Regions from separate parts of the Homo sapiens genome. Here all the other regions are linked to region 1. A link is a loop called in an ENCODE intact Hi-C map of the cell type or tissue named here. Cell type or tissue: MCF 10A. All regions are shown on one strand. Each heading gives the region's core, and the rest is flanking DNA. Links, peaks and the distances in the headings are about the cores only. Region 1 overlaps RAD51B (RAD51 paralog B). Region 2 overlaps RAD51B (RAD51 paralog B). Region 3 has its middle 11 kb from the start of RAD51B-AS1. Region 4 overlaps RAD51B (RAD51 paralog B). Region 5 overlaps RAD51B (RAD51 paralog B). Region 6 overlaps RAD51B (RAD51 paralog B). Region 7 has its middle 140 kb from the start of RAD51B-AS1.

What was found. Hi-C counts contacts between places; a loop is a spot of excess contacts. Peaks named below come from ENCODE experiments on the same cell type or tissue, not always from the same donor. Only the 100,000 strongest peaks of a DNase experiment are listed, where the experiment ranks them.
Region 2: it touches region 1 in a loop (4-fold over the local background); 7 of 110 quality-filtered maps call a loop at or near these places.
Region 3: a loop joins it to region 1, with 7 times the contacts of the local background. A loop is called at or near these places in 9 of 110 quality-filtered maps.
Region 4: a loop joins it to region 1, with 7 times the contacts of the local background. A loop is called at or near these places in 23 of 110 quality-filtered maps.
Region 5: a loop joins it to region 1, with 15 times the contacts of the local background. A loop is called at or near these places in 21 of 110 quality-filtered maps.
Region 6: a loop joins it to region 1, with 5 times the contacts of the local background. A loop is called at or near these places in 87 of 110 quality-filtered maps.
Region 7: a loop joins it to region 1, with 10 times the contacts of the local background. A loop is called at or near these places in 10 of 110 quality-filtered maps.

Annotation. Positions count from the first base shown.
Region 1 is chr14:67,941,563-67,945,898 of GRCh38, forward strand. All of the region lies in intron 7 of RAD51B (RAD51 paralog B), which reads left to right. Among named protein-coding and RNA genes, the nearest start is that of RAD51B, 120 kb to the left of the region's middle. In MCF 10A, for the core only: a CTCF peak has its summit at 2,476 (motif pointing right); a DNase peak (open chromatin) is centred at 2,519.
Region 2 is chr14:68,456,716-68,461,051 of GRCh38, forward strand. The region is part of intron 9 of RAD51B (RAD51 paralog B); the gene reads left to right. Among named protein-coding and RNA genes, the nearest start is that of RAD51B-AS1, 230 kb to the right of the region's middle. In MCF 10A, for the core only: no CTCF peak of the experiment used is centred there; a DNase peak (open chromatin) is centred at 2,416.
Region 3 is chr14:68,693,841-68,698,176 of GRCh38, forward strand. No RefSeq gene overlaps it. Among named protein-coding and RNA genes, the nearest start is that of RAD51B-AS1, 11 kb to the left of the region's middle. In MCF 10A, for the core only: no CTCF peak of the experiment used is centred there; DNase peaks (open chromatin) are centred at 801 and 1,721.
Region 4 is chr14:68,135,341-68,139,676 of GRCh38, forward strand. All of the region lies in intron 7 of RAD51B (RAD51 paralog B), which reads left to right. The region is part of intron 2 of LOC105370546 (a long non-coding RNA gene); the gene reads right to left. Among named protein-coding and RNA genes, the nearest start is that of RAD51B, 320 kb to the left of the region's middle. RefSeq lists an enhancer at 2,310-3,294. In MCF 10A, for the core only: no CTCF peak of the experiment used is centred there; a DNase peak (open chromatin) is centred at 2,571.
Region 5 is chr14:68,156,117-68,160,452 of GRCh38, forward strand. The region is part of intron 7 of RAD51B (RAD51 paralog B); the gene reads left to right. All of the region lies in intron 2 of LOC105370546 (a long non-coding RNA gene), which reads right to left. Among named protein-coding and RNA genes, the nearest start is that of RAD51B, 340 kb to the left of the region's middle. In MCF 10A, for the core only: no CTCF peak of the experiment used is centred there; a DNase peak (open chromatin) is centred at 2,165.
Region 6 is chr14:68,230,262-68,234,597 of GRCh38, forward strand. The region is part of intron 7 of RAD51B (RAD51 paralog B); the gene reads left to right. Among named protein-coding and RNA genes, the nearest start is that of RAD51B, 410 kb to the left of the region's middle. RefSeq lists enhancers at 1,886-3,085, 2,352-2,721. In MCF 10A, for the core only: no CTCF peak of the experiment used is centred there; a DNase peak (open chromatin) is centred at 2,550.
Region 7 is chr14:68,545,402-68,549,737 of GRCh38, forward strand. It overlaps a transcript of RAD51B not described here. Among named protein-coding and RNA genes, the nearest start is that of RAD51B-AS1, 140 kb to the right of the region's middle. RefSeq lists an enhancer at 2,076-2,667. In MCF 10A, for the core only: no CTCF peak of the experiment used is centred there; DNase peaks (open chromatin) are centred at 1,600, 2,340, 3,010 and 3,860.

The DNA.
Region 1 (4,336 bases), core at 274-4,273:
TCTCTTAAACTTGCCTAATTACAGCCAGCTTAGAGCTAAAGTTGACTCTGAGAATGCCTCGGGCTCTGTGTCAGGACTGGGGGTTTAGTAACCTTATCCTTCCCCTGATTTCACATGAGAAGTTGTTTTAAACAGGATTGGACATAGAGATATAGCACAGTACCTCCTCCTTTTGGCTAGGGGTCTGCTAAAGTGGAAAAAGTGGGAAAGGATGTACAGAAACTCCTGCTCTTTGAGTGAGTTTGCATATGGACAGTATTGCTTTTTGGCCCCAGCCTAGTTTTCTTTCATTCCCATGTCTCATCTTTTATGCAGCTGCAGAGAGCAGGCTGGGAAAGCAGAATGAAAGCTTCAAACAGATTTGCACTTGAATAAAAGAAAGAGTGATTTCTCTTGTTCAGAGTACAGACCAGTTTGGGTAGAAAACTGTTTGCTTTTTTACTTTCTGGGTAAGGACTGTTTGCTTTTCTCTCTTTAAATGTAGTAAAGAGAGGAAAAGCTAATAAAGTAGTTGGACCTGCTGGTTATAATTCATAGAGAATTTTCAAGTGTGTTTAATAAAGTCTCTCATATAATTATAACAGAAATAAGTAATTGGAGGGGAAAGGTTAAAATCCTGTAGAGGTTTAAGAATCAGTTAAATATGAGGCAGTGTGCTTGGATGAGACAACTAACTAGGAGCTGCTTCTCTTTGCTGATTTCTCTGAACTTTCCTTTTGAGATTTTTTCCTCTTTACTTTCGTAATGCATTTTGCAACTTTCATTAAAAAAATCCATCAATGTTTAAACTTCTAACAAATAAACATATCCTAGTCCTATTATGGAAATCACAATGTAGCAGAGAATAGCTTGACTTCAGCTAGAGAGAGGTTAATGATAGGAACCCTAAGGATTGATACCAAGATCATGCTTGTTTAGTGTTTTAATGACTCCAGAAGGAAATGGTGAAATCTGCTGATGACACCAAATTGTTTTTGCTGATCCAAACAAGGATTTCTGGGAAGCTTCTTCAGAGTATTTGGAATAGTAGAAGAATTGAGAAATATGGTGGCAGACACACTGAACTTAAAGTGAAGGTTTACGTGAAGTAGCAGGAGTAACGTCAATACGTTGAAGTTACAAAGCCTGCCAAATCTTCCAAAAGGAAGATTACGGAGTCTATAGTTTCATGAAAGGAAGACTTAAGACAAAGAACATTTATACATATAGCAAATGAAAACTATTATGGGAATAGTTGCAATTATAAAGTTCAGTGACTTAAAAATATGATGTCTGAATTTCTTTTTAAATGTCAGCAGTAGTATATCTAAATAGGTGTTGTTTCTCTCGAAATGGTCATAGAAGATTATATACCCATTTTATGCATGCTCCTTTCTTGGTACGTTCTTTTGTCAGTTTTCTGTGGTGGCAGGTCTTTATTTTGCAGGCTGTTTTGAATTTTGAAACAGTCAACTGTCACTTAAAGCCAAGTGTGATAAATAAGATGGGTGGTCAAACTAAGTAATAGATTTAAATATATTAAATATATTAAATGAAATATAAAGTAGTAAAACTTATTTTCTTTTATTGCTTTCAAAAGTGATTCTAAAGGACATTACCAATGAGAAATTGCAAAAATGTTTGTGTACTAATAGTGTTAGATTAAGTTCTTGGTTGATAGATTTCACAAACATCACTTATTTAGATATGTAAGTTACAGGGCTTGTACTAATACACATTTTATTATATTGGAGACAAACCATGTTTATAAGTGACCTTTTTAAAATGTTTTCTTTATGCTCCCTAAATATACACTTAGGGAGGAAGAAGGAGGTTTTGAATTAACTGGAGATTTCCCTAATGTGTTGAATTTTTCTGACTAAAGCCTACATTTTTGTAAAGAAAAAGACCCTGTGGGATAAAAAATACGATAGGCACTATCACAGGAGCTGTGGGCTGGCCATCTATATCCATCCATCTATCTATTATTCCACCCATCCCTCCATCCATCCATCCATTTATTTAATTAAGTTATTTTTAACGGTTGGCTCTGGAGTTGACATTCATTTATTTTAAAAGAACAGTGAATCATAGCTCTTTTCCTCAAGATGCTTGCTTTTATTTGCATGGTGGCATATTGATTAAGTACTCAGAACACTATTTGACATATGGTAAGCCCTCAATAAAAGTTTGTTATTATTATGACTGTACTTCTCCCCTCTAATGTATAGAGGTAAACATTTTGGTTCCTATTGTGACACGTGGGTTATAATGAGTTAGGGCCTACTTAAGAAGAAAGTGGAAAGAAAGCGGGTAAAATTGTTGCTCAGATACTAGCATGTGGGTGGAGATATAGATATAGATATAGGTATAGATATAGATAGTGTAGGTATTTACATCTAAGTATATTGTATAAAGTGACGGATTCTGAATTTGCTACATTTCTCATTTCTTCAGCACTCTGGGATAAAACCAGCAAAAATGATGTGATCTGAACAGACACAGTAGATGGCGCTGTAGGACTTAGTTTTTAAAGAAAACAGTACAGCCAGGGGGAGTGGGGGCATGGAGTGGGAAGAAAACTAAAGCACATTTTAATGGGCTCTTTTGTACCACCAAGACAATTTCATCTTAGAGTACGTGCCTCTAAGAAGTAAAGATTTTTTTTTTTTTTTTTTTTTGACAGAGCTGGAGAATAATTTTAGGAAAACTAAATCTCCCTGTTGCTATGTTTGTGCCAGCTTTGTCACTTGGAAAGTATTAGTTGTTTTAAGCCACAAATATATAAGGAAGTTATTTTCTTTCAAAACATTGCCTTATTTATGAGGGTTTTGTTTGTTTGTTTTAGCTGTCTTTGTCTCTGTATTTTAATATTTTTGCTCCTAGCTTTTTTGGCCCTTTGTTGTTTCATAAAAACGTGGTTGTAAAGTTAATTTGAACCATATCAATATGACTATAATGTCATATTTTAAAATTCAGCTATATTTTAATAGGCCTTAAAAATACAGGTTTACATTAAAGAGTAACATAGTGTTTTTGATACTACCGTAGTGTGTTTATGTACTTGATCTTATTTAATCTTAGTACTAATTGTATGAATTTTATTATTCACTTTTCTAGGTAAATAAACTATATCAGAGATACTTAGTAACTTGCCAAGCTCACATACCTAGTGGTTGAACTAGTAGTTGCTGCAAGAGTTTCGCCAGCATATTAAAGTTGTATTTTTTGAGCACTTACTGTGTGCCAGGCAAGCTAACCACTGGAAATACTATAGTGTCCAAAGCTGACCTGGACCCTGCCCTTATGGACCTTACAGTTATTAGATACCCCACAGACATTTTTTGAAATCTGCTGGATTGAGAGTGGGTCATGAAGATGAATTTGAATCATTGTGATTGTTGGATAAGCCAGAGAGCCCTTTCACCAAAAAGAAAGTAAGAATCATACCTACCTTGAATATATTACTGTATTAAAATATTTGTTTTAGTTGTACTCCCTGTAGCCAAGGGAAAGGCAAGACCTCCTTTGGCTACAATGAGTAACTAAACTGTCTTCTAGATAAGAATCAGGAAGAGTAAGGAAAATCTGGCTATACTATAATGTCAAAATTTTCCACTGATTAAATGGTATTAAAATATCTAAAGCAAGAAGGTGTTAGTTAGCAGTGGAAGTCTGAGAGATTAATGTGGTTTGTGTACAGCCTAAGACCATGTTAACTTCTAATTGGCTTCTCTAGTGCCATTTGGTGAGATCTTTTAGAGTACAGCCAGCTTAGTGATACCCCAAATTGCCAAGTACCCCTTTCATCTTGGGACATTAATTGTCAAAAATCTTTGAATTGATTTTTCTTCAGAAAGCTTCACTTTATTATTTTCACACAATACCAAGTTCTCATGATATTTATGGGTATGTGATTGGTGAGAAAACAGACCAAGAGTTGTTTTTTGTTTGTTTGTTTTTTGTGACGAAGTGTTGCTTTGTCGCCCAGACTGGAGTGCAGTGGCGCAATCTCTCCTCCCGGGTTCAAGCGATTCTCGTGCCTCAGCCTCCCGAGTAGCTGGGATTACAGGCACACGCCACCACGCCCAGCTAATTTTTGTATTTTTAGTAGAGATGGGGTTTCGTCATGTTGGCCAGGCTGGTTTCGAACTCCTGACCTCAGTTGATCCACCCGCCTCAGCCTCCCAAAGTGCTGGGATTACAGGCATGAGCTACCATGCCCAGCCCAGACCAAGAGTTTTAAATTGAGGTCCATGATTGGGTTTCAGTAAGTGTATGGAATGTCTAAAATTATATAAAATTTTATGTGTATGTACTTAGAATTATTCTGGGAAGAAAGTCCATAGTCTGCACA
Region 2 (4,336 bases), core at 170-4,169, 520 kb after region 1:
TACTCTATGCCAACTAGACCTCAAAGGCATCTATAGAACACTCTAAACAACAGCAGATACATGTTCTTCTCAAGTATAAATTAGACTACAAGTTGAGCCTCAATAAATTTAAAAGATTGAAATCATACAAACTTCTCCAATCACAATGGAATGATTTTTTTTTTTTTTTTTTTTTTTTTTTTTTTTTTTTTTTTTTTTTTTTTTTTGCTTTTTTTGAGACAGAGTCTCACTCTGTCACCCAGGCTGGAGTGCAGTAGCACGATCTTGGCTCACTGCAACCTCTGCCTCCCAGGTTCAAGCAATTCTTGTGCCTCAGCCACCTGAGTAGCTGGGATTACAGGCATGCACCACCACACCCAACTAATTTTTGTATGTTTAGTAGAGACAGGGTTTTGCCATGTTGGTCAGGGTGGTCTTGAACTCCTGGCCTCAAGTGATCTGCTCACCTCGGCCTCCCAAAGTGCTGGTATTATAGATGTGAGCCAACACGCCCAGCCCTGGGATGAAATCGATAATCAGTAACAAAAGGAAAATTTGGAAATTCTCAGTTCTGTGCAAATTTAAAAACACACACAGACACACCCCTAAATAAGCAATAGTTCAAAGAATAAATCACAAGAGAAATTAGAAATGAGTGAAAATGAAAACAAAAATACAACATATCAAAGCTTATGTGGTGTAGTTAAAGCAGTAGTTATAGGGAAATATACAGTTTAAATGCTTATGTTAAAAAATTATTGCATGTATATTATACCTAAATAAAGCTGATATTAATGTAGAAAGAATTGGTGGCCCATATTTTTGACTGTATAAATTTGCATACTACCATATATTTGTAGTTGATAAGTTTTCTCTGATTGTGGTATAATTCAGGAAGAATTACTAATACTTTCTTTTTTTTTGAGACGGAGTCTAGCTTTGTTGCCAGGCTGGAGTGCAGTGACACAATCTCAGCTCACTGCAACCTCCACCTCCTGGGTTCAAGCGATTCTCCTGCCTCAGCCTCCCGAGTAGCTGGGATTACAGGCACGTGCCACCACGCCCAGCTAATTTTTGTATTTTTTTTTTTTTTTTTTTTTAGTAGAGACAGGGTTTCACTATGTTACCCAGGATGGTCTCAATCTCCTGACCTCGTGATACGCCCACCTCAGCCTCCCAAAGTGCTGGGATTACAGGCGTGAGCCACTGCGCCCAGCCCTAGGAATTATTAACACTTTCAAACCACATGTAAAGTTCACTGAAAAAAAAAAAAAAACCAACATGGTTTTTAAATTGTGTTAATAAATATTAAGCTTGTAGTTAACTATATGCATGCTAAAGTAGTTAGAGAAAAGTGTACTGATGTTTGCAATTTACTTTGAAATGTAATAACAACCAGAACAAAAAATAAGATGGGTTGATAGATAAATAGATATGTGCTAAAAAACAAGTGTAATAAAATTATTTTGGTCTTTTTGTTTCCGTTTTTTGAGACAGGGCCTTGGTCTGTCACCCAGGCTGGAGAGCTAATCATAGCTCATTACAACCTCAAATTCCTGGGTTCAAGTAATAAAATGTTAATGGCAGAACCAGTTGATATGTTTATGGGTATTCACTATAAAATTCTTTCACTTTTGTTTTATGTTTGAAAAGGTTCATAATAAAATGTTGAGGAAAAAACCGTAAACTCAAAATGTCATTCTGACCCTGAACTATTTACTATTCCATAATTTACTAAGTTAACATCCTACTGATCAGAAAAAATTAATATTTTCTTTAAGGAGCCCTAGCTCTTTTCTAGGCAATACTTTCTTATACTTTGGGAACTTGATGTGTTATATTATAGGTAAACATTTTGAAAACAATCACCAGAGAGGTGTTATACAAGAGCATAATGATATTCTATGAGGAAATAGGATCTTATAACCTCAGGGTCAAAATTCCTAAGAGACTCTTCCCAGAGACTACAATTATATTATTTATATATCATATTATTATATTGTATATTATTATTTATATTATATTTTTTAGGGATTCAGATCAGCTTACTTTATGTCCCCTAATTTCTGTAGAAAAACTTGGGAAGTAGGCCACATGTAGACAAATTAATAAATTCATGCCTGCTCAAATACAGTTCATTTTTCCATCCTGCCATTTTCCAGCACTGTATTACTTCTACAGATCTTGCTCTTCTATTATGAGAAGGCAGTTTAGATGCCGCTAAACTCATTCTCTGCTCTGCCCGCATAATCCTGCAAAGCTGCTGGTGTTGAGGCTTCAGTGTTCCATGCAGAGTGATTTTCCAAGTGATGAAGCAGATTCTAATCAGTCTAAGATCCAACTACAGACTGGGAGTTGGACCTCTGCCACCTTTCCCTCCAGCTCTCGCAACACAATGGGGAATTCCTGTGAGGATCACTGGGTACACTTCAAGCTCCCCTGATCCTATGGCCTCATTCCAGTCACAGATCTTCCTGTCTGGAGCATTTCCGGCCCTTCTGTCCTTTGGCTTGGAGAGTTCAGCTCAACCTGGGAAGGGACAGAAGACTTTGGGGTTATCAAAAGCCTGTTGAATTATCTGATGCAAGACTAACTGGTTTGTTTGCCTCCCTGGCTCTCTTCCTGAGCTTCAAAGCAGCTGAGAAAACAACTTTTTTCTAAGTCTTGGACAAGGAGGAAAACCCTGGCATGAAGGATTTCTGTCGCAGACACTTGGCATAGCTAGAGGAAAGGTTTGTTTAACTTACCAATGGGTTTTATTAGCCTAGGACTCCAGTTGAAGTGAGATAATAGGGTCCCTGTAGAAGGACATTTCAGTCAGTGGGCTTCCTCCCTAATTTCTCGACAGGACCCTTGCATGCAGATGAAAAGCATCAGACACATTCAACAAGGAAATCCCCACTGAATTTATCAACGACCACGTAATCTTGCTGATCATGAGGGAGACTGAGACAGGATTAAAAAACTAGCAGGACAGGAAATTGTGTATGGATGCAAAGTCATATTGGGGAGCTATCTACTTCAATTGCTTCTTGCTGAACTTCTCTTTGCTGAACGTATTACATTGTCTCTGGGCCCCACATCTTATAGCAGATAGCAGGGATAGAAAGAAAGCCAGTCCTACCACCTGTCCTTACAGGAAGAAACTCTTCTGCTTATACTTTTCCTCTGCCAGGTCATTTCACTCTTCCTTTCACCTCCCAACCAATGTGAGATTTGGGGTTGGGGTGGGAAGGGGAAGGAAATAGAAGAGAGGAAGAATTCATGACTGGTGTACAGGAAGCCTTCCTGGCACAGGAATTAGAGAAGAGAAAGTAGAAGAATCAGTGCCAGCTTACCCTCAGCCTCATGGCCGCCTATTCATGTCTGCTTTCCTGGGCCACATAGGCAAAACTCACTTTTTCCTAAGGTTGGGGCTGTATTGCAGGAACTCATGTAAACTGCCAGGACCAGAAGTCTATAAAAGCAGCCTCCAGGCCGGGCACAGTGGCTCACACCTATAATCCCAGCACTTTGGGAGGCTGAAGCAGGTGGATCACCTGAGGTCAGGAGTTCGAGACCAGCCTGGCCAACATGGTGAAATCTGGTCTCTACTAAAAATACAAAAAATTAGCTGGGTGTGGTGGCAGGTGCCTGTAATCCCAGCTACTCGGGAGGCTGAGGCAGGAGAATCACCTGAACCTGTGAGGCGGAGGTTGCAGTGAGCCAAGATCACACCACTGCACTCCAACCTGAGCAACAAGAGCAAGACTCCATCTCAAAAAAACAAACAAACAAAAGCAGCCTCCAGGGTAGCCTGTGCCCAAGGTTCCTGACATCTCTGTGCTGCCTGCTCCACACTGGCCTTCCTAGCCACCCATGGAGAAGGACTGGGCTGGGTTGCCTCAGATGAGGGCCACACCTATACTTTAAAAAGGAGGACCCAGACACTATCCCTAGAAGGTGTCGCCATCCTGGAGAAGGCCTGGGGTGACTATGCCCAGCACTTTCTGTTCTGTGGCTCCTTTTCCACTTTCTGAGCCTCTTGGAAGTGGGATCAGGCCAGGAAAAACATGTGATGCTATAGCAAGCTGAAACCAAAGACTTGACTTTGGGCCTGGCCAAGCCAAGAATCTTGGCAGTGATTGACTGGGAAGCCTGCTGTTTTCTATGGCATTTTCTGAGTCCCCTAACTCTGGGAAGAGGGAACCAGATAAGTCCTAAAAATGGATATGAATCAGTAGAGCTTCTGTGGGTCATCAATTTGTGCATTTATTCACTCATTCATTCTTGTATTTCATAATGAAGCTTCTCTTACGTATATAGCACCACACTAGAGGTTTGTGGGACCAGAAGGAGCAGCAACAACAAGAATGGG
Region 3 (4,336 bases), core at 71-4,070, 750 kb after region 1:
AGGAGCCCTTGCTGAAGAAATCATTTGTCATTCTATCTATCCGCTTAGATTAGCTGGGAGGTTCAGTAGAACCTGCAAGCTTCTCTCTCCCTGGAGGGAGGCAAGGGACACAGGGGAACTTTGGGACAACTACACAGGGCCTGGCAATATTTGCAGACAAGGGGATGGGAGGGAGCAGGGGTGGCAAGAGTGCCAGCAATGCTCCCAGGGCCCCACACCAGCCACAATGCAGCCTTTGGAATTTTAGAGAAGGAGCTCCCAGGGGAGAGTTGGACTAGAGTTTCAGAGTCTCTCTCAGTGCCCACATTTTGTGATGCCACTGCTGATGCTCCAAAGCAGAGATGCCCATCCAGTTGCATTTTTAAGCTGCTGCAATGCAGTAAACTTCCCTGGCCAAGCCTTGGCAAACCGTCTGTAGCAGGACTCCCATTTCTTCCAGGCTGTCCGCAGAGCAGATTTTCCTAGGCATGGGACTTTGAAAGCCACAGAAGGAAATGGAAGACAAAAGAAAGAGCAGAGCAGGGGAGCCAATGGTCCCCTGAGTCTTCATGTTTATGAGGCTACTTGGGACCTAGGAGTTCAATAACCTGCCATCCACACATTTCACACAATACAATTGACTCCGTGCAATAGATGTGTTCCCAGAAGCTGTCTGGGAACAGCTAAAATTTGAGTAATAATTTTATGTGGTGTTTTCATACAATTTGGATAATCTGGATAATTGTTACATATCGTGGTTTGGCTTAAAGCCAGGGTTACCCCTAACAATAACAGAAGTGTTGACTGCTTGGGGCCTGGCACCTCCCACTTGGACCTGCGGTTTGTGAAAGGCTCCTCCTAGGTCTTGGCCCCCTACTTGTCTTCCCTGGAGTCTTCTGTCCTGGTAACTGCTCCAGAGTCATCCTCACAGCGTCTTCCTCCACACCCTCTGTTGAGCACCCAAAGCTCAGGATGTGCCACAGGAAGCAGGGAGAGAAGACGCCACCCTGCCTTCAAGGAGCTCCCCTGGGAGCTGGGTCTCCCCAGATGCATTTCTGGGGATGTCTGTGAAGCCCATAGCTGGGCAGCCCAGACCGCCCCACACAGGAGGCGCTGGGCTCACCAGCTAAGGGTGGGAGCTCCACCTGGTCAGATCTTGCTCCAGGTCACTTTTAAGATTGCAGTGCAGGCACTGGGCACTGGCCTGCCCGAAGCCTGCCTTATCCAGGGACTCATTTCCTGGCTTTGCTTCTCCTCTACCCAGCTTATGAGAGGAGTGCTAGGAGAGGGAGGGAAAACAGAAATCTAAACTTGCTCAGGGGTCCTATTTTGTATCTTCCCTCTGAGCTTTTTTGGTTTCAACCAAAGCATATTCCCCCTCTTTTCTGTGGACTCAAAACCCATGCCCCTCACTTGGACCGGGCCTTCCTCTTCCCGCTTTGTCCACCAGCCTCAAGTCCCATGATAGAATCTCCTGGATAGTGTTTCTTTAACTGGGCTCGAGCCCCACAGTAAAGTCTTGGTCCTCCGCCGGCCAGAGCCCACATCTCTGATTCAGCAACAGGGGCAGGTGTTCAGGGCAATCTGGGTTAGGTCCACTGAAAACCAAAGGAAATAACATTGGTCTGATTCAAGGCCTTCAGAAATGAGTCAGCCCCCGAGCCCATCAACCATCACTGTTACTCAACATCACACCCACGTTATTCATGAAGTATTGTCTTCAGCTTACTAGACAACAGAGCCCCACCAGACTCTGGGAGGCTGAGGATGACTTATTGGTCTGCTGTGGGCTCAACATCAAGTACATACCTTACCTCTGTCCAAAAACTGGAGTGGAAGAGCGCTGAGTCAGGAAGGCTCATGCCCCGAGGCGTCTTCCCACAAGCCTCTGGTCACCCTGAACAGTCTGTTCTGGATTTCACACCTTGGAAAAAAGTCCTCTATGAGTACAATGAGTGGAAAGAGTCTTAGAGGAAGAGTTGGGGCCAGGTGGCCAGGTATGTGCAGCACCTCTGCCCAGCCCTCCTTGGCCCACAGTCTTAGGCTGGTAGCCTGCATCCTATGCAATAGCCAATGTTACTCTTGTTTTTCATTCCTTCTAAATGATCCAACTGAGGACCTGCCAAGTTGAAGTTGGATGTGACTTTCCTTCCTATGGGGTAGAGGGGGACTTTTCTGGGTGTAGTGGGAAAACACTGTGGCCAAACACATGACTCTGGAGTCCCAGAGGCTTGGACTCAAAGTTCCAACCCTGCCATGTACCAGCTCAGCAAGTGACTTATCCTCTCTCAGCCTGTTTCCTCTTTGATAAAATGGGGATAATAACACTGTCCATCTGTAAGACTGTTGTGAGTTTTCAATGTCATAGTGCACATAAATGCCTGGCACCTCGTGAGTGCTCCCTCAACGGCCCTGCCAGTGTTGTTGCCACTGTTATTATTATTTTAGTTAGTACCACTCTCACTACCATTCTCCCTAGGCCGGAGTCTTCTTTCACATGAGACCCTTGTCTTCCTGATTCTGGTATCCTCAGCACACAGGCACAGTCGGGTGCAGTGAGTGGTAGTCCAACATAACTTCTGAAGGGGAGGAGCCCCAGAGAGAGGGAATGGCATGTTCAAAGGTCCTGCGGTGGGAAGGTGCATGGAAAATTTGAAGAAAATGGTATAGAAAAAAGTCCAATCATTAGCTACAGGCCCCCAGCAGCTGCTTTAGCCAATCCTCCAACCTCCTCATTGGCATGGCAAGACCACAGAAGCCTGGAGCCCTGATACCTACTCCAGCCCTCTGCTCCTCTCACTGACCAGGAAACTTCCCTTAAGACAGAAGCCCTAAGGTCATCTGAACCCCAGAAGACCCAAGGAAGCAGAAATATACCAAATGAAGATCCTGAGGCCTTTGTGTTTAGTTACCATAAAAAAATAAGTCCCCAAACCTGGCTATTTGTACTTGGCATTGGATAATTCGAAGGTGATTGAGGAAGGTACTGGGGAAGGAAGCCCAGGCAGGGGCTGTGGTTGCCAGGTGGGGAGGGAAGACTTTGCAAACTAACCCAAAAGCAAGCATGGGGTGCGTGCCTGTCTTCCATGTAGTTCCTAACCCCCTGCCCCCAACACGCCCATGATGCATGGGAGCAGCCCAGTGCCACCAACCACACTGAAGGCTTATCCTCCACTCCATCCCGCTCTTCTCCAACCTCCTAGAAAACTGTCTCTGTTCCCATCCTTCCTCTGCAAGAGCCTCCCTCAACTTAAGCTATTAGCCCTCCCAGGAGCACTTGCATTTAATAAAAACGAGGACCTTAACACTTCACAGGAGGGGCTTATTAATGGTTCCCTTTCTGGCTTTTGGAAACTGCAGGGAGCAAGGTTTCTGTAGCAGTTGGCTGAGCCCTCAGGGATGGGAAGACAGGGTCTGATGAGGCAGAATGCCAGTTAGGGACCAGGCCCAAGGTGGGTCTCCCCAACTCTGTCTTATGCCCTATAACCTAGCTACCCTCTGTTGGTGGTGGTGGCGGTGTTGGTGGTGGTGGTCAGGTTTGTTGAAATTAAGTGTACATACAATGAAATTCATCCATTTTAAAATACAGTTCTTTGAGTTTTAGCAAATGCATGCAGTTGTGTAACCATCACCACAATCAAGATACAGAACAGTTCCATCACCCCCTAAAATTCTGCAGGGCTTCATTATAGTCAACCCCTTCCCCCAGCCCTAGCCATTGAAAACTGCTCATCAGGTATTTTGACCCATTAGTTTTGCCTTTTCCAAAAGGCCATATAAATGGAATCATAAGGGGCATAGCACGGAATCTGCCTTCTTTCATTTAGCCTAATGCACTTGAGATTCGTCCATGCTACCTGTATCAGAAGTTCGTTTTCATTAACCCCGTTAAATAGTGGGCAAAGGACATGAACAGACACTTCTCAAGAGAAGACATGCATGTGGCCAACAAGCATATGAAAAAAAGCTCAACATCACTGGTCATTAGAGAAATGCAAATCAAAACCACAGTGAGATACCATCTCATGCCCATCAGAACAGCAATTATTAAAAAGTCAAAAACAACAGATTCTGGCAAGGTTGTGAAGAAAAAGGAACGCTTTTACACTGTTGGTGGGAGTGTAAATTAGTTCAACCATTGTGGAAGACAGTGTGGCAATTTTTCAAAGACCTAGAGGCAGGAATATCATTTGACCCAGGAATGCCATTACTGGGTATATACCCAAAAAGAATATAAATCATTCTATTGTAAAGACACATGCACATGTATGTTCATTGCAGCACTATTCACAATAGCAAGGACAAGGAATTAACCTAAATGCCCATCGATGATAGATAAAGAAAATGTGATACATAT
Region 4 (4,336 bases), core at 99-4,098, 190 kb after region 1:
CACAATCCCAACCATATTAGACAGTGCAGCAACGTCCCATGTTGCTTTGTTTATATAAATTTAGCCTTTAGCTTTTCCTTTTGGCAGCCCATTTGTTCATTCCAGAAATACTGCACACCTACCAGCTTTGTCAAGATTGTGCTGGGTTCAGGGTTATAATGGGGAATAGTATACACATAGACATAGGTTCTGCCCTCATGGAGCTTACAATTTGGTTCTCATTTCTTATTATGGTAAGCTTGTATTGCCTGTCAGTATTTCACTGATTTGATTGAATATCCTTACTTCCCATCTTCTGTCACAGAATCTTCCTCATTCATCCAAAACGCAACATGTCCAAATCTTAGTGAATGCTTTCAGTGCTTTGGGAGTGGTTACATTCCATTAAGATTAAATCCAAGCCAAGCAAGTAATACTTACAAGCATGCACAGGAGAATATGAGATGAGGAGAGAAATCCTCATACTTAGTTAATTTCTTGCCAAGTAGAGAAATTTTCAGTAGAGCCTTAAGTTACCTCAGGGATGGCTGAAGATTCTAAATATGAGATTCCAAAGTCCACCGTTCACCATATTCTATAAAAAGAGACTCAGCCATTTGAACAAGCTAGCTAATCAGATGCCCTCTGCATAGTTCATATTTTTAAAAATCTTGGTCCTTATATTATTTATAAAAAAAGTGACTCTATATTAGTTTTAAGGTATAAATGAGACACTTTTCCTATCTGTAAACTAGCTGATCTATTTGTAGTCTGGCTTAAAATGTGACTTGCCCAAACATAGGAAAATCTTCCAAAACAGGATCTAGACTGTGTAATTAAAAATCAAAATTAGTTAAGAATCAAACGTCTGAATTGAAAATTTAATTTTTAGTTAAATTATTTGCTATCCAGTCATCTTTAATATTTTGTTTTGCTGTGAGCAGGGTCACATATGACAAATTAAAGGTGGATCAGGCCGGGCACAGTGGCTCACACCTGTAATCCCAGCACTTTGGGAGGCCAAGGCGGGCGGGTGGATCACGAGGTCAAGAGATCGAGACCATCCTGTCCAACATGGTGAAACCCCATCTCTACTAAAAATACAAAAATTAGCTGAGCATGGTGGCACATGCCTGGAGTCCCAGCTACTTGGGAGGCTGAGGCAGGAGAATCGCTTGAACCCGGGAGGCAGAGGTTGCAGTGAGCTGAGATCACACCACTGCACTGTAGTGTGGTGACAAATGAGACTCCATCTCAAAAAAAAAAAAAAAAAAAAAAAAAAGAAGTAGACCAGCCATACTTTTAAAAGCTTATTGTAACAAACACATACTGCTTATTCCATGCTGGTGTGTTTTGTGTTCTTTGCAAATGTTAACTAATTAAATCCTGACAATAAACCTATTAAGATAGATATTATTAACCTCATTTTACAGATGATGAAACTGAGACAGAGGGAGACTAGATAACATGCCCAAGGTCATACAGTTAATAAGTGGCAGAACCAGGGTTCAAAACCAGTCCAGAGGCTATGCTCTTAACCACTATACAATGGTCCCATATTGTAGTTAATCAGGTATTTTTCCATATAACACAATAAAAGCATTGAACTGGGATTTTCCTATATTTGAGAAAACAGTATGGAAATAACAGATGGAGGTATAGAAGTTTTTGATAAGCTAGGCATGTTGGCTCATGCCTGTAATCCCAGCACTTTGGGAGGCCGAGGAGGGTAGATCACTTAAGGTCAGGAGTTCGAGAGCAGCCTAGCCAACATGGTAAAACTCTGCCTCTACTAAAAATACAAAAATTGGCCTGGCGTGATGGCACACGCTTATAATCCCAGCTAGTCGGGAGGCTGAGGCAGGAGAATCACATGAACCCGGGAGGCGGAGGTTGCAGTGAGCCGAGACCACGCCACTGCACTCCTGATAGAAGGAAAACTGGACCTAAGGATTTGAGTTTTGACATTACTAGTACAAGCTGTGTGTAACTTTGGGGAAGGCTGCTACATTAGTTTCAGTTTCCTATTGCTATGGTAAGAAATTACTACAGATTTAAGTTACATAAAACAACCCAAATTTATTATTTTATAGTTCTTGAGAATTTTAAAATCAAAGTGTTCTTTAATGACTACAAAAGCTAATACACTGTTAACCTCTTTCCAATTCTATTAATACCATCATTATCTTTAATAGTTGCATGGAATCCACATGGAATGCACCATAAATGAATCGAAATCTTATGTTGAACATTTGTTTACTGTCTTTTGCCATTATAAACAATATTATGATGAACATCCCTAAATATATGCCTTTGAATACTTGTTCAATTTTATTCATTGGGGCAAAAAGGTATGCACATTTTAAAGAACTACAGTCCACAGGTGTTCATGCAATTGCTGAGGGTTTTCTGAGAAGGTGAACAAGAGCAGTCTATTTCAAAACTACTGAAGCCCTTTTTGCATGACTGACTGGCATTCCCTAACTGGGCCTTCTTCGTTGCCCTGACACTGCCTGTTGCTGCTCCTCTGAGAAGGAATGTGTATTCACAGATGAGGCGCTCCATTAGTCATGGTGCATTTCCTGGGCCCTGGAGACATGGGCATGACATCACCAAGGGCCAATGAGAAAGGATTCTCTGTAGCAAGCTCTCAAAACTCTTTAGAGGATTGTAGACTGTGTGTTCTGTTCCTAGCCCTCAGGGTGTGATTTGAGCTTGCCTTGCTCATCCAGCCATAGTCTGGGCACAAAAGTCTAGCTTACAGACCCAAGAAGCCAGGACAAGCTTGAAAATCTGCAGAGCTGCAGGCAGATTCCCATTTAGTATTTTTTTTTTCCAGGGCTCAGGTTGTTATTCCCAGAGTTTTCCACTCCTAATGATGTTGTTACTTCATGTGGTAATGGGTGGGTGGTGAAAGATGAAGTCTGCATTAAATAAAAGACATTTGGCAGTTAAAATTTCTGGGTAAGTATAGGTTGGTAGCATAACAAAATCAGAAGTACATTTTACCGTTTTGTTACATTGCTTTTGTGTGTAGTTTCACATAATAAAACAACATCTTTTAACAGCAAAGGCTCCTAGCAAAATGAGTGTGGCTTAAAATAGGGCAATTACCAAAGAACTTTACTGAGGGGATTAGTAACTCATTAAATCTTTTCTCTTCAAGGAGAAAAGAAACTTAAAAAAAAATTCTCTTTTCTTGGGTTTTAAGCATTTTGGATAAAAACTTTTCTGTCTTTCTCTGTATCTGTCTCTCTCTCTGCTCCCTAATTTATGTATTTATTTATGAAAATGATTTGTGGAATTTAGTCAGGGATAACTTTGTTAATTCTGCACACCAGGAAGTCTATTGAAAGACTTATTTCCTAATTGGCCCAATCTTTTGCTAACAAGGTATAATTGTAAAATTATCTTTTTAAAAAATAGTCAAGGAAATTAAGGCTCAAAACTCAATGTGAGCTTACACTGAACAGACTTTTATAGCTTAACTCAGTAGTTGAACCTAAGAGCTGTGCTTTTCTATCTTCATTCAATCTATGATTGAATGAGAATGGTTCTTTTAGTATTTTTTCATGTTTAATTCCTTTTTGATGAAGTCAAAGAGAAATTGGGAAAAGTAGCCATCTTTATTAGTGTGTTATCTGTGGATGCCATATACTATGGAAGAACCTGCCTCTACCACTTTTAAAAAAATGTTTCTGCAAGATAAAGATGATTTTTTTTTGTAATTATAGCAGCTTTTATTTTTAAAAATCACTTGAAACCGCATGAATTTATCCTTATTTCCTAACATATATACCAGTAATTAAAGGACTTTCCTCTAGAACTATAACATACTATAAGACAGGGCACTTTTCAACACTTCAGAGATCCTCCTTCAAAGATCTCTGTGCAATTCAAAACATTTATTACTAAAATTTCAAAACATCTCTGGAGATATTCTAAATGGTTTTTTTTTTTTGGCTTGTATAGATGAGAAAGTTGAGGTACAGAAAGATTGAACCTTGTACTTTGTGTCAGTCATAGAAGCAGATACTGCATACATAAATCATTCTTTTATCAAAACTCTTAAGAGGACAGTTCTTTGTGTCTTTGTATAAAATTGTTCTTGTTTTCCTTTGACAGCTTCAGGCTTTGCCTTATTAACAGCAGTGCTTATTTTTCAAAACCCTTTGATTGAGACAAAAAAAAAAGCAGGTTCATCTAGCCTAGGCAGAACTGGAAGAAGCCCTGAAAGGGATAAATTACCTAAGGGGTGGCAGTGTGGGGCATGGGAGCACTCCCACTGCCTCACTCTTAGCAGAGTACTTGATTCTTCTCAATCCCATCCCACAATTTCTCCCACCTGAACCAATAT
Region 5 (4,336 bases), core at 275-4,274, 210 kb after region 1:
TGCCTGCTCTGTCAGAGCAGCACTGGTTCCAGGGAGAGAGAATACTAGTTTTGTTTATTTGTTTGTTTCCAGACAATTTGCTATGTCATCACTTTTTTTGTGTGTGCATGCGCCAAGTGTTTGAGGTTGATAATGTTGACAGAGTCCTTGCAGAATGGAAGTTCATCTCCACAGGGAAAGGCTTTGTATTTCAAGTTTTAAAATTCCAAAATATTTTGCTATAACATTGTTATTCCTAGTTTTTTATGCCTTTTTGTGTGGAAGGTTGGTTTCTCCTTTATCTACTTACCAGCTTTTAGGGGAATCCCTTTTTAAGTCAAGAAAGCACCTTAGAAAATTTCTCTCTCTCTCTCTCTCTCTCTCTCTCTCTCTCTCTCTCTGCCTTTATGAAACTGACAGTAGCATATCTTGCTATTCTTGGGTCTTAGTTTGGAATTAAGCTGTGCATGCAGTATGCCCAGAAGGCTCAGTTTTTAAAAAATTTCTATGTTTATTCGTATTTAACTTCATTCTAATGGGGTCATGTACACTGTGATATTTATTCATGAAATATTTAGGAAAAGATAAAATGTTTGAACTATAATGAATTATGATTTTATTATCCTTTTATTAATGATAATACACCCAATGCTATTCTTGAAAGTTTGAAAATGGAAACCTTGGTAAATTTTTTTTCTTTTGGCAGAATTTTGAACTTTTTTACATAAAAGTGTAAACCTTTGTTTGGTATTATGGGTCACCTGGTTCCATAGCATCTCTTTGATTTAAAGAGGATATCATCCATTTAAAAAGGACTCACAGCCAGGCATGGTGCCTCATGCCTATAATCCTAGCATTTTGGGAGGCTGAAGTAGGCAGATGCTTGAGCTCAGGAGTTCGAGACCAGCCTGGGCAACATGGTGAAACGCTGTCTCTACAAAAAATACAAAAATTAGCCAGGTGTGGTGGCATGCACCTGTGGTCCAAGCTACCTGGGAGACTGAGGTGGGAAGACTGCTTGAGCCTGGGTGGTTGAGTCAGCAGTGAACCATGATTACACCACTGCACTCCAGCCTAGTTGACAGAGCAAGAGCCTATCTCAAAAACAAAATAAGCAAAAGGGACTTACTTTGGGGATTTGGAGAACTAGAAAATATTATTATTCATATTAACTTACACCCATAAAAGAGTGCTATTAAAAGTTCACTTAATACAAGGGCTTCTTTTTCTTTGCTTTGGATTTAAACAGGTTTTCTATAAGCTAATCAACAGAGATTTGATTAACATACTTAAGCATGTTATATGAAAGGGATGGCATTGTGAAAGATGGGGATACTATATAGAAGTAATAAAATAAAAGGTATGGAATTAGGTAGTGTAAGAATTTCAGAACTAAAATAGTCTGAGAAGTCATTTGGAACATGGATTTCTTTTGACAGAAAACTTCTGTCCTGCAGTATATCAGCCTTGTCCAGCAGAGCTGGTTAGTGCAGATAGAAGAACCTAGGTTGCTTAACTACCAGTTCACTGTCCTTTCTATTATATTGTAATTCTGTTTTCTGTCTTATTTCAGAAGCAGCAATCCAGATGAGCTCTACATCCTGAATAAAAACAATAATAATGGCAATAACAAACTATTATTTTTTTAAGAAATATGACTTAAACCTATTTGTTTTTATTTATTTGGTTTGTTTGTTTATTTATATGTAGTTTGTCAGAAAACCATAGGAGTCAGGCATTGGGTAGCTCGTGGCCATTAGTATTATTTTCAAAGTCAGAAATCATTGGAGAAGAATCCCCTTCTAATATAAATTTTTAAACTATTCATCTGAGTGTTTAGGAAGCTGTGATCTCTGCTGTGATAATCCTAGAAGACATTGCTCAAGCCACAGCTGGCTATTATTGAGACTATGGAAAGAGAAAGAGCTTTTGCCCTGATTTATCCCATAAAATGAATAATAGGCCACATTCAGGGAGACCTAGCTTGTGGCAGACTATTCTCACCACACCCTTCACACAGCCTTTTTTTTTCTTCTCCCATCCCAAGCCACCATCCCAACCTGCCTTGACTAAACTCAATGAACAGGAACCATTGTATGAATCGGAAGGAAAATGTCTTAAATATATGAAGTTATAATGAGTTGGTAAGTGCTGTAAAAATACTCTGTAACTTAGTTGGAAGTTGCATCATCCATGCCTGTGGCACTATGGACTGGACCCAAATGGTATAATTCTTCAGTGTAACACTGAAGTAATTTTTGCATCTGCCAAGTAAATGGTTTAGATTTCAAACCTATGAAATGCCGAACTGTAATTGTTCAATTCTAGTGAACCACAGATGTGTTTAATTTCCTTCCTTTACTTTTTGCTGTCTTCTTTAGGTAAGCTGAACCAACTAAAGAGTGGCCTTATGTGAATCTACAAAGTGAACTTTAACGTCAGTCAGTTAATATACTTTAACACCTAAATGTTGTATAACACTGCTCTATATAGCACTTTTAAATGTATAAAATTTTTGATAGAGGATAAGTCCATTTCATTTAGGGAAAACAGTTGTTTCAACCACATGTATTATAATAGGAGTAAAAGTGGCATATCGTAATGAAAGAACACGGGAAGTCAGAAAACCTGGATTTATTTTTGCCTCTCCTGTCGATTCTTCATTTGATCCGGCCTGAATAATTTCCTTTTCCTTTAATTTCTATATCTGCTGAAGGTGAATAATAATACTTTCATTGGCCACATAGAGGTGCTGGGAGAATGAAAGATAAATTCTCCCAAAGCACTTTGAACTGCCTAGAAGAAAGACTTATTTAAACAAAAGTTGATTCTGTTTTCTATCTTTTTATTTCTTACAAGCAGACACCAAAGTAAGTGTTAGAAGAGCCTCAAAGATTTGGTTATTTTTTTTTTGCAACTTTTATTGTAGGTGAGAAGGTTAATATAATTGCCTTCATTGTATAAACAGGGAAACTAATGCTCCCAAAAGGTTTGTTTTGGGGCTTAAAATGAGTAGCCCTTTATGAGAATAGGGGAAATTGATGGGGGTGTAGATGTAATAACATCAGCCATGAGTTGACAATTATTAAAGCTGGTAATGGGTGTGTCTGTTTAGGGGGGTTATCATGAATACTATCATGTCTACCTTGTCTTTGAAATTTTGTATTAAAAAGTTAAAATTTAAAAAATTGATTAAAAAAATAGCTCATTTTCATTTGCAAGGTTCTTTTAAAAATGCTATTGAGGCTGGTCACGGTGGCTCACGCCTGTAATCCCAGCACTTTGGGAGGCTGCGGTGGGCGGATCATGAGGTCAGGAGTTCGAGACAAGCCTGACCAACATGGTGAAACCCTGTCTCTACTAAAAATACAAAAATTAGCCAGCCACGATGGCGTGTGCCTGTAATCCCAGCTACTCGGGAGGCTGAGGCAGAAGAATCACTTGAACCTGGGAGGTGGAGGTTGCAGTGAGCTGAGATCGCACCACTGTGCTCCAGCCTGGGTGACAGAGCAAAACTCCATCTCAAAAAAAAAAAAAAAAGACAAAGTATATGCTTGGACCCTGAACACAGACATTTTAGTTTTTCATACTCAGTTTTTACATTCTATTTCCAATGCTTTCTAACCATTTACTACTTTTAACATATTATGCCATTTCTTTAGCGTTAATATATTACACTTTTTTCTTACTCCCGTTCCAGATGTTTGTCATGTGCTTTGTTGTCAATTTTAGATTTTCATTTTCCTATTTTTGGGAATTATAAGCAGTCACTTATTAACCCAATTACTTTATGCTTCAATGGGCTTGTCATTGGGTAGCCATGTGAATTATTTCAATTTTTAGAGACACAGATCAACCTGCTACCCTATACCCACAACAGAAAACTGCCGACTTCCCCATTGTAGGAACTTACAATCAAACGGCATTTGAAACATGTGAGAACACTCCTATTATTAAAAAAAAAAATCACCCTCAACCTGGGTTATTTTCACTGACAGACTTCATGGTTAAAGCTTGCTATTTCATGAGCTCCCAGATGACGCAAATGCTGGGAAATGTAACATACTCACTGTGATTTGTTTTTAGACATCAAAAGAAATCCATTTTACAAAGGAATCATATAACTTTAGAGCTAAGAAAGATCTTAATAATCATCTGGTATAGATCTTTCCATTTATTTATGCCAGAACCTAAAATTAGAAAGGCCAGGTAATTTGCTCAGTGTTACATACCTTAGTATGGCAGAGCTGGAACTTGAACCTGAGTTCCCTAGCTTTCAATTCAGAGTTCTTAATAGGTTGCCACTCAAGTGCAGTCAGGTCTTTGATGCTATTTGTGAACACCAAATATGTCTCTG
Region 6 (4,336 bases), core at 206-4,205, 290 kb after region 1:
GAAGGTATAGAGAGTGTGTCATAGAATTGAAGGAAAAGTAGAACAGATTTTCAGAGTAGGACATCTGTGGGAGTAGAGGAAACAGAAACTAATGGTCACGTCAAGGCACCACCACTGGAATGAGTTCACTCCAGACATTTTCTGTTAAACATCTTTATTGTTTGACTAGTCATTCAGATTCCCAGCAGAGAATCTGACTGGCTTTGATTATAAGCCTACCTCTTAGCCAGGGAAGGCCCTGTACCTTAGATGACAGTCCTACCAGCACTGCCCATAATAAAGGTCAGGGGTGGTTACCCAAAGCCAAGCACTTTTGGTGTTCCTACCAAAAAAAGGACATTCAAAGGCAACAGATGTCTACTACAAAATCTGTTCTATGGGATCTACAGTGAGGGAATAGATTCAGCCTTACAGCTAAAGAAACGGATTGCTATGCAGAGATTTCTGCTTCTTAGGAGTTGCCAAAAAGACCCTTATCCGGCTTAGGAGTTCTTGGCTGTGATTTTAGTGTTCTTTTGTTTCCCAAGTATTTTTAAAATGTAAATCAGTAACTAGCAAGAGGCATCTTTGGTCATTGTAGTTGCTTGGAGTAGAATAAATTTAAAAAATTCTTTGATGTGAGAAAAATTACTATCATCATTATCACACATGGAAGGTCAACATTAGGGCCAGTCATTGGAGTTAAACTGTCAGAAGAACATCCCAGTTACTTTCTCACTTTTGAGTTGTGTAGACTGACAGGATTTGAGTCTTTGAGGGCTTTGACTAGGGTAACTGACCTCAAAACAAATAGCTAGAGGGATATTTCTACTTCTATCCGCTGAGGGATTTGTAGCAAGAAGCCATATTGTGGATGGTATATTTTAATAACAAAGGGGATTTTAAAAGGAGGATGACACATTGATTTGGAATGTTTTCTCAACTGTATTTACTTATTCTTAAATATTTTCCTTCATGCTTTCTTTCTCAAGTGGATGACCAGCTGGTTGCCACCTTTTTCTTCTCTCTTTGCCTCTGTTCCTAATTTCTTTCTTATCCTTAACCACTCCACTTTCCTTCCTCCAATCTTGTTTTCTCTCTAAATCTTTCCTCCAACCTTATTGAATCTCTCCCCTTCTTTTTGTTATCTGGTCATTTGATCTATAATTTCGATTCCTTTTCCTGAAATTCCCTCCTTTTTCCTTTTCCCCTAAACCATCATTCTAGTCCTCCCCACACCCAAGCTTCTTATCTCTTTGCTGTTAATCTCCAATGTGTTTATTGACTTGTGTGCCAAAAGGCAAAATCCCCAGCCCCCTCCCAACCATGCCAGTGCATTGAAAAGCAGCAGCTGTCATTGCTCAACAAGTTCCTTGTGATCTACAAATCAATGGATAAGAATTCTCACAGTGAAGGTTTACATGTATATATTTGTATGTATATATGAGACATGTGACCATGTTTAATGAATGGAGAAGGACTTGGATCTTTTCTAGTAGAGAAGAGAAGCAGAAAGCTTTGCCTAACCCTATTTCTTTACTAAGGTAATGAAAAAATTATACAGGGAAAATAAATGATGTTAATGAGAGAAACAGGGACAGGAGACCAATAAACAATCATCAGGCATGAGAATATCTTGCTGAACTTATTATTGATAGTAGACACAGGAATGTAATATAAATGCAGTGATGGAACAGAAAGCAGACTCAGGAAAGAAAGAGATGATAATAAATAGTAATAAAATCCAAGTGATTCATATGCTCAAGTGAAAGAAAGAAGAAAGAGGGCAGTGTACACAAAGTAAAAGGGCAAGAAAATGGAAGTAGAGTCATCACTCGTAGAGATAAATAGTTGGGAAATATGAGAAGCCTTCCTGACATCAGTAAAATATTACATGTTAAACAGCAAACAAAAGACAACAACAGTGTCTGTAGTACTTTTGGAATATAAAAGTTAGATAATACTAGAGTAGTATCTTCAAAATAAGCAACTTCAGAAATCAAGTCCCCAGTAAAGGGAATTGGAAGAATTTGAATAGATGAAATAAGGAGCAGTGGCAAGTGATACAAACCTTAAGCAGGAAAAGTGATTTTAAATGGTACTGGCAGGTTAACAACTGGCAAAAAGAAAAAAAAAGAAAAGAAAAGCAAGATGGTGCTATATCCCCCAGGTGCTGGGAAACCAACCTGGCCTAAAAAAGGAGCAGACCCACCTAACTTTTTGCCAAGCACTGTGCTAGGTGCATTGCATACACTTTTAATTTAAGCCTCGCTGTACATAAAAGTGAAGCCAAGGTCTGAGAATGATATCCATTGGGAGGAAAAAACAGGAAAATTTTCTGAGCCAGTTCCAAAGTCATAAGGCTCAGGGGGAATAACTTTGACTTTGTCAAGTCAGAGTGAACAGCCAGAGTCAGCAGACATAGGATATTGTCAGAGGTAAATCACCAGCTTGGTCTGGTCTGTCTTATTGCAAGGTCAGAGGACCATAGCAAGCCAGCCAAATGTTTTCAACCATGGAAATCCCCTAACTTTCCAACTGCTGCAGTCCCACAGCTCTGAGCTTTTACTCACAGGATGGCTCCCTTCCAGCTTTCAAATCTCTCCAAGTTGATTAATCATTTTCTTGTTCTGACTCATTCAGGCCTCTAGAAAAATAGCTGTAGGTACTGGAAGGGCTATGTAGATCAAGGAGGTCAGATAAATTGGCTTGATGTTGGTCTATAGAAAAATCTAGAAGATATTGCCAAAAGCTTTTAAGCATACCGTCTTCAGATGCTGGGATGTGGGCTATATCCACAGGCCATTGGCTCATTCATGTGTTTGAAGCAGAATATTTTTGTGTGCATTAGGAGACTTGGGTATGTTCATTTCTTAATGTAATGTTAGATATTGTAAGCTGGTTGTTTAGACAGTAGAATTTCATTGTGACCACTTATTTTTATATCTATTTAGATGGAGTACAGGCCAGATTATAACCCCCTAACAAGAACAGCAACAGTAAACACACAGATAGTGCTTATTATTAGTTAAGCATGGTACTAATATTTTCCCTAAGAGGCCACATTCACAGGACTGAAATGTCAGTTCTGGTTGTCTGAGCCAAGGGCATATATGCTGATTACATTATTTTGTCTGGCTAATACACTTTATCATGAAGCTTATTTTAGAAGAAATGTTCATTTTTAGATTTCTGTTTGTATATTTAGGTCATACTATAAGGTCCATTCTCTTGCTTTTATAATAATTTAGTCTTCTGCTTTATTCATTCAATTCATGAACATTCATTAAGTACCTGAGTATGCTAGTCATTGGAGATGCAGTTGTAACTAAGGCATCACCCCAGACCTGAAGTTTTATGTTGTGTTTTGTGCTTAGTGATTGGCATAAGTAAAATACTTGAGGAAACACAGAAGCAGCAGCAAATATTTCTGCAAAGGAGAAGAGAAAATATTTGAGTTGAAGCTTCAAGAATATATCAACATTTTCCAGTTTGACAAGGGTGGGAGGAGCCCCATCAATACAGGGAACAGCATGTGGAAATGCAAAGAGGTGTGAAAGAGCATAGTATATTCAGGGTGAAAAAATACATTTTTTATGAATTGTAGTAGAAAATGAGCCGAAATAGGTTAAGTTGAGGTAAGATTGTGATGGGTCTTACAGCATACTAAGGCATTATCCTGTAAGTAATAGAAGGGCTTATGGAGGTTTTAAAGAAAGAGAGTAACTTCATTTGATTTCTTTTTTCAGGAAGAGAATTCTGATGATAGTGTAGGGTGGAAAAAAGGGGTAACAAAGGAACCAGTGGGAAAGCTGCTGTATAGTCTGGAAGTGGTAGCAGTAAGAGGAGAGGTGAAGGGACAGATTTGAGATGCATATCAGAAGTCAAATGAGCAGACTACTGTGACTGGTTGGATACAGGGGTGGGTGTTTGAGTGGGACCTCCAGTTAGGAACTCAGATGTCTGGATGGGTCATGCTGCCTTCAACAAGAAATTCAGAGGAAAAGCAGCCTTGGGGAATGATGAGGTCATTTTGTAACATGTTGAGTTTAAATTAAGGCACTAATGAGAAGAGACATTCAGGTGGAGAAGTCCAATGGACGACAATAGTATGGGTCAAGAAAGAAAGCTGAGAAGTATCTGAATTACAATTATGCATCACTTAATGATAGGAATGTGTTCTGAGAAATGAGTTATTAGGTGATTTCAACATTATGCAAACATCATCGAGTGCACTTACAAAAACCTAGATGGTATAGCCTGCTATACACCTTGGCTGGATGGTACAGCCTGTTATTCCTGGGCAGCAAACCTGTAGAGCATGTTATTGTACTGAATACTATAGGCAATTGGAACA
Region 7 (4,336 bases), core at 242-4,241, 600 kb after region 1:
CTTGCTTCAGGCTCTTCACAGTCAACTCCACTGGCATGTTTCAGGCACCTGCTGTGTGCCAGGCATTTTTTTTCAGAATGGAACAATATTGCCCTTGTCTTTAATGCCTTAACTGTCTAGCAGGAAAGACATTATTATGAGTACCTGGGGCAGAAACAGTGTGAGAAACATTTTGGAGACCCAAAGGAAGGGGCCATTGTAAAGAAGTTCCACCAGAGTAGAGGTAAGAACGGGGACAGGGCATGCCTATAGACACCTATCCATCATTCGCTTGTCCACACATTGATTTCCCTAAATATTTATTATCTGCTTGTTATCTGCCAAGAGTGAAGGGCTTGGGATTCACAGATGAATAGGACATGGAATATAGAGTAGGGGGTTGGGCAGAAGAAGGGAGTGGTGGGAGAGGGAGTTGAAAAATAGATTGGGCCGCATTAGTAAGACTTTTGCTTGCCAATTTGGGTCTGAACTTTGTTCTGTAGGTAATGAGGAGCCTCTGAAGGTCTTTCTACAAGGGGTGGCACAGATACCTGCCCCACCCCATTATTTCCTACCCTGCAACTTAGAAGTATTTTATTCATGTATCTGTTTTTTAGCTTGCTTCTTGTTTGATTTCCCTAACTGGGATGTGAGTTCCACGAGGACAGGGACCCTACTGTATCCACCACTGTATTCCCAGTTCTGGGCACAAAGTCTGGCACACAGTGGGTCACCAGCAAATATTTTACTTACTGAATAATCAGATCTGTGTTTAGACAGTTGTCTCCAGTTGATACCATGGAGGGACATCCAAGGTTGGGAGATCCTGGAGGAAGGACTGGTAGCAGCAGAGAGGTGCTGAGAGCCTAATCCGGGGCTATGGTGGCATAGAAGGGAAGGGGAGAGATTTAGAGGACTCATCAGAGTTAACATCATCAGACCTTGGTGAGGGAGAGGGAGGGTCCAGAGGTTTCCATGTGGATGTCTGAGTAGCTGGTGATATCGTTGACTGAGAGAGAGGAGACAGGGTAGGAACCTTCAGGTGAAGAGGGGCTTGTTATGGGAAGTAAGGGAGCATAGATAGTGAGATCAGTCTTGGACATGTATGATTTGAGACAACCATAGAATGTTCCACTAGAGATGTCCAGTAGACAGTTGGAAATATACGTGGGCAATTCTGGAAGATGGCTGGAGCTGAGGTCACAGGCTTTTGGTGATAAACGAAGCCAACAAAGAGTAAAGTCACTCAAGGAGAGCAGACAGAGTTGAAAGAAAAAATAGAAGCCCCAAAACTGGAGGAATACCACTGGAGGGTGGGAAAGAGGAGCTGGGGGGAGGAGACAGGTGTGCTCTGAGAGGCGGGAGGAGAAGAGAAGAGGACTTCTGGCTACTATGGGATAGCATGGGCCCTACCTAGGACAGGGCAGAGGTCAGTGGGAATGGGAGCTGTTATCTTGGGCGACCAACTCCACTCAGTTCTTACCATGTTAATGTTAATGGCAAACTCTTGGCAATTCTGGGCAAGTGAGAAGAGCAGAAACACCTCTGTGCAGTTTATCAGGACTTTCTCCTTCTAGCACACCCTGAGGGTGAGGCCAGAATTAGTCATGTGCTGAATGGTCTGCCTATTTCATGATGTTCTCAGCTTGGAAACATTTTTTTTGTGCAACTCCAACTCAAGCACCAGCAAATCCAGCCTCTCCTCACCTCCTATTACAAATGGCTGTCATGGACTAGACCGGTGCCTAACAAACAGCCCACACTTCGGGATCTGAGTTCAGGTTCCGGCACGATTAGTGCAGGTGGCTTCTGGCTCTAAATCTCTCAGAGGAGACATCTTCTTCTGGGGGCTGATTCACACGTGAGTGCTGATCATGACCTTGTGTCGGGATTAACCTCCTTTCTCAGCATCTCCTGCTACATTCCATCTGTTTCTAAAGACACCTCATTCTGCCTTCCTTCCGGCCATCCACTGTTACCTTTCACTTCCTGTCGGCACGTACAGGCCAGGGACTTTACTCAAGTCACTGAACATTTTGGGGAAATGAAATGAAAACATAAAGAGAAGGCCAGTCCACAAAACAGCTCAAAATGGAGATGCTCTGGCTGAAGGAAGGAGTGTTGGGGTCCAGGAGCCCCGCTCACTCCTCAGCACCCGGGAGCATCACGGAATCTAAGGTGAACCTCCGGGGCAGGAGACACAGCACTGGCCTTAGAGTCCACAAGCCCGGGTTCCTTGGCCCTGTCTCTTTCCCTCTCTCTGTTGTCTGTAGCTCCCTCCTAGCTCTGAAACTCCAAGTACAAGTGAGCAGGTCATGAGTCACCAAGCCTCTTTTCCTGGGCGTTTTTCCTTCCGGGGAGAGAACAGCCAGGCTTGGACAAAAAGTGTTGGGACACCCTGAAGCAGAACACACTCCCTGTCATTCCTGGCCTCACTCTCCTCCAGAACGAAAGCACCCAGACCTGCAGGCCTTTTTTAGGAATGAAGTCACTGGTCTGTGTAGGTTGACAGAGTGTCCTTGGAAAAGGCTGCTTGGGAAGGAAACTCACAAGGCATGGGTATCCCCACTGGAAGAATCCAGAGCAAAACCCTTCTGGAAATCCCCCACCCCACATATACACAAGGAAACTCCATGGAAGGCATCCTGTCTTGGAGGCCTCAGTGGGTTCCTCCTGGAGAGTTTAAGGGGAGGGAGGCAGAGGAGGAAGGAGAGAAACCTAAAGTCAGCAGGATATTCTCATGTTCTCTCTCTGTTAATTGCCTCCTCTCTTTTTCTAAGAAGGCTGAGATACCGAGGCTTCCTCACCCACCACCCCTTCCTCTACCTCCCCTTAGTGCTGGGTGAGTTCATCCATCAGGACCCCTGCCTGGGACTGTCCTCACTCTCCCGCTGTGGCTCACTTGCCCCCAGGGCCCATCCCAGCCCAGCCCAGCCCTGCCCAGCCCAGCCTGCTGCATGCTTCTACCCCGGCTCCCACTCAGGCTCGTGCGTCACTGCTATTCATCTTGTTTAGTGCTTGGCTTGGCTGCAGATGCTGTAAATATGGTAATTTTAGACTCCCTGATTGGAAAGGATTGCAGAGCGGGTTGTGGGGGAGGACGGCAGTTTGATTTACTCCGCAGGAGCTGGTTCCGAGATGGCTCTCCACCCTCTGTGCACGCCTCTTCTCCAAGCTGTGCCCCATCAGGCCCTACTCTTAGTGTTGAGTCCTGACTTCTTGGGGTCTTGGGAGAAATGAGAGGGACAGAGTGGATGTCTGTGCGTTCTGGGCCTGAAGAATTGCTGGTTAGCACAGAGCATCACATGCAAGGAGGCCGGAAGTGTAGTCAGTGATGCGCAGGGTGGGCGTCCTGACACTGCTAAGACAATGCCCAAGGCTGATGACCCAGGATTATCCCCCCACCCAGGGCACACTGGGGATGAAGTGGGGGCTGCCCGAGGCCTCTGACCCCTTCTGAGCTCTCTCCCTTTTCTGTTCTCCTTTCTTTCCTGACCTCCCTCCATGGGGGGCCATCAGTCCCCAGGGCCTTCTGCCAGGCACTCACAGGGTTGTCAGCAAATCCCTCCTCCCACCCCTTTGTTGAATAAAGACCTAATTTGCATTTGATTACAGGACCCCTGAGTGGGTAGGGGTGTATTCAGATCCCCAGGGAGTGACTGTGAGGCTGGCATTTCAGGCCCTGGGAGTCAGAGTGGGAGCTGAGGGTTTTGAGCCCCAGGAGTAGGTCAGGTTCTTCAAAAGCCACCAGATAGTCTCCCAGCTGTCTGTCTTATCTCCTCAGGACAACCCTAACTCCAAGGCTGGTGACTGAGTCAGACTTGGAACATCCCCGTTTTTGAGCCACAGTCTATAGTCACAGAATGTTCCAGGGGGAGGGATGGGGGGAGAAAAGGAGGGCACAACTCACATTTCTTTGAGCCCCAAACTTCATTTGACCAGTGAGGAGTGGCTTGCACCAAATCATTGGTGCAGCTAACCACAAGAATGTTAGCTCTTATCTAGTGCTTCATCCATGCCCTGGACACATTTTTTTTTTTTTTTTTTTTTTTTGAGACGGAGTTTCGCTCTGTCGCCCAGGCTGGAGTGCAGTGGCGCGATCTCGACTCACTGCAAGCTCCGCCTCCCGGGTTCACGCCATTCTCCTGCCTCAGCCTCCCGTGTAGCTGGGACTACAGGCGCGCGCCACCATGCCCGGCTAATTTTTGTATTTTTAGTAGAGACGGGGTTTCACCGTGTTAGCCAGGATGGTCTCGATCTCCTGACCTCGTGATCCGCCCGTCTCGGCCTCCCAAAGTGCTGGGATTACAGGCGTGAGCCACCGCGCCCGGCCGCCCTGGACACATTTTTATAGAAA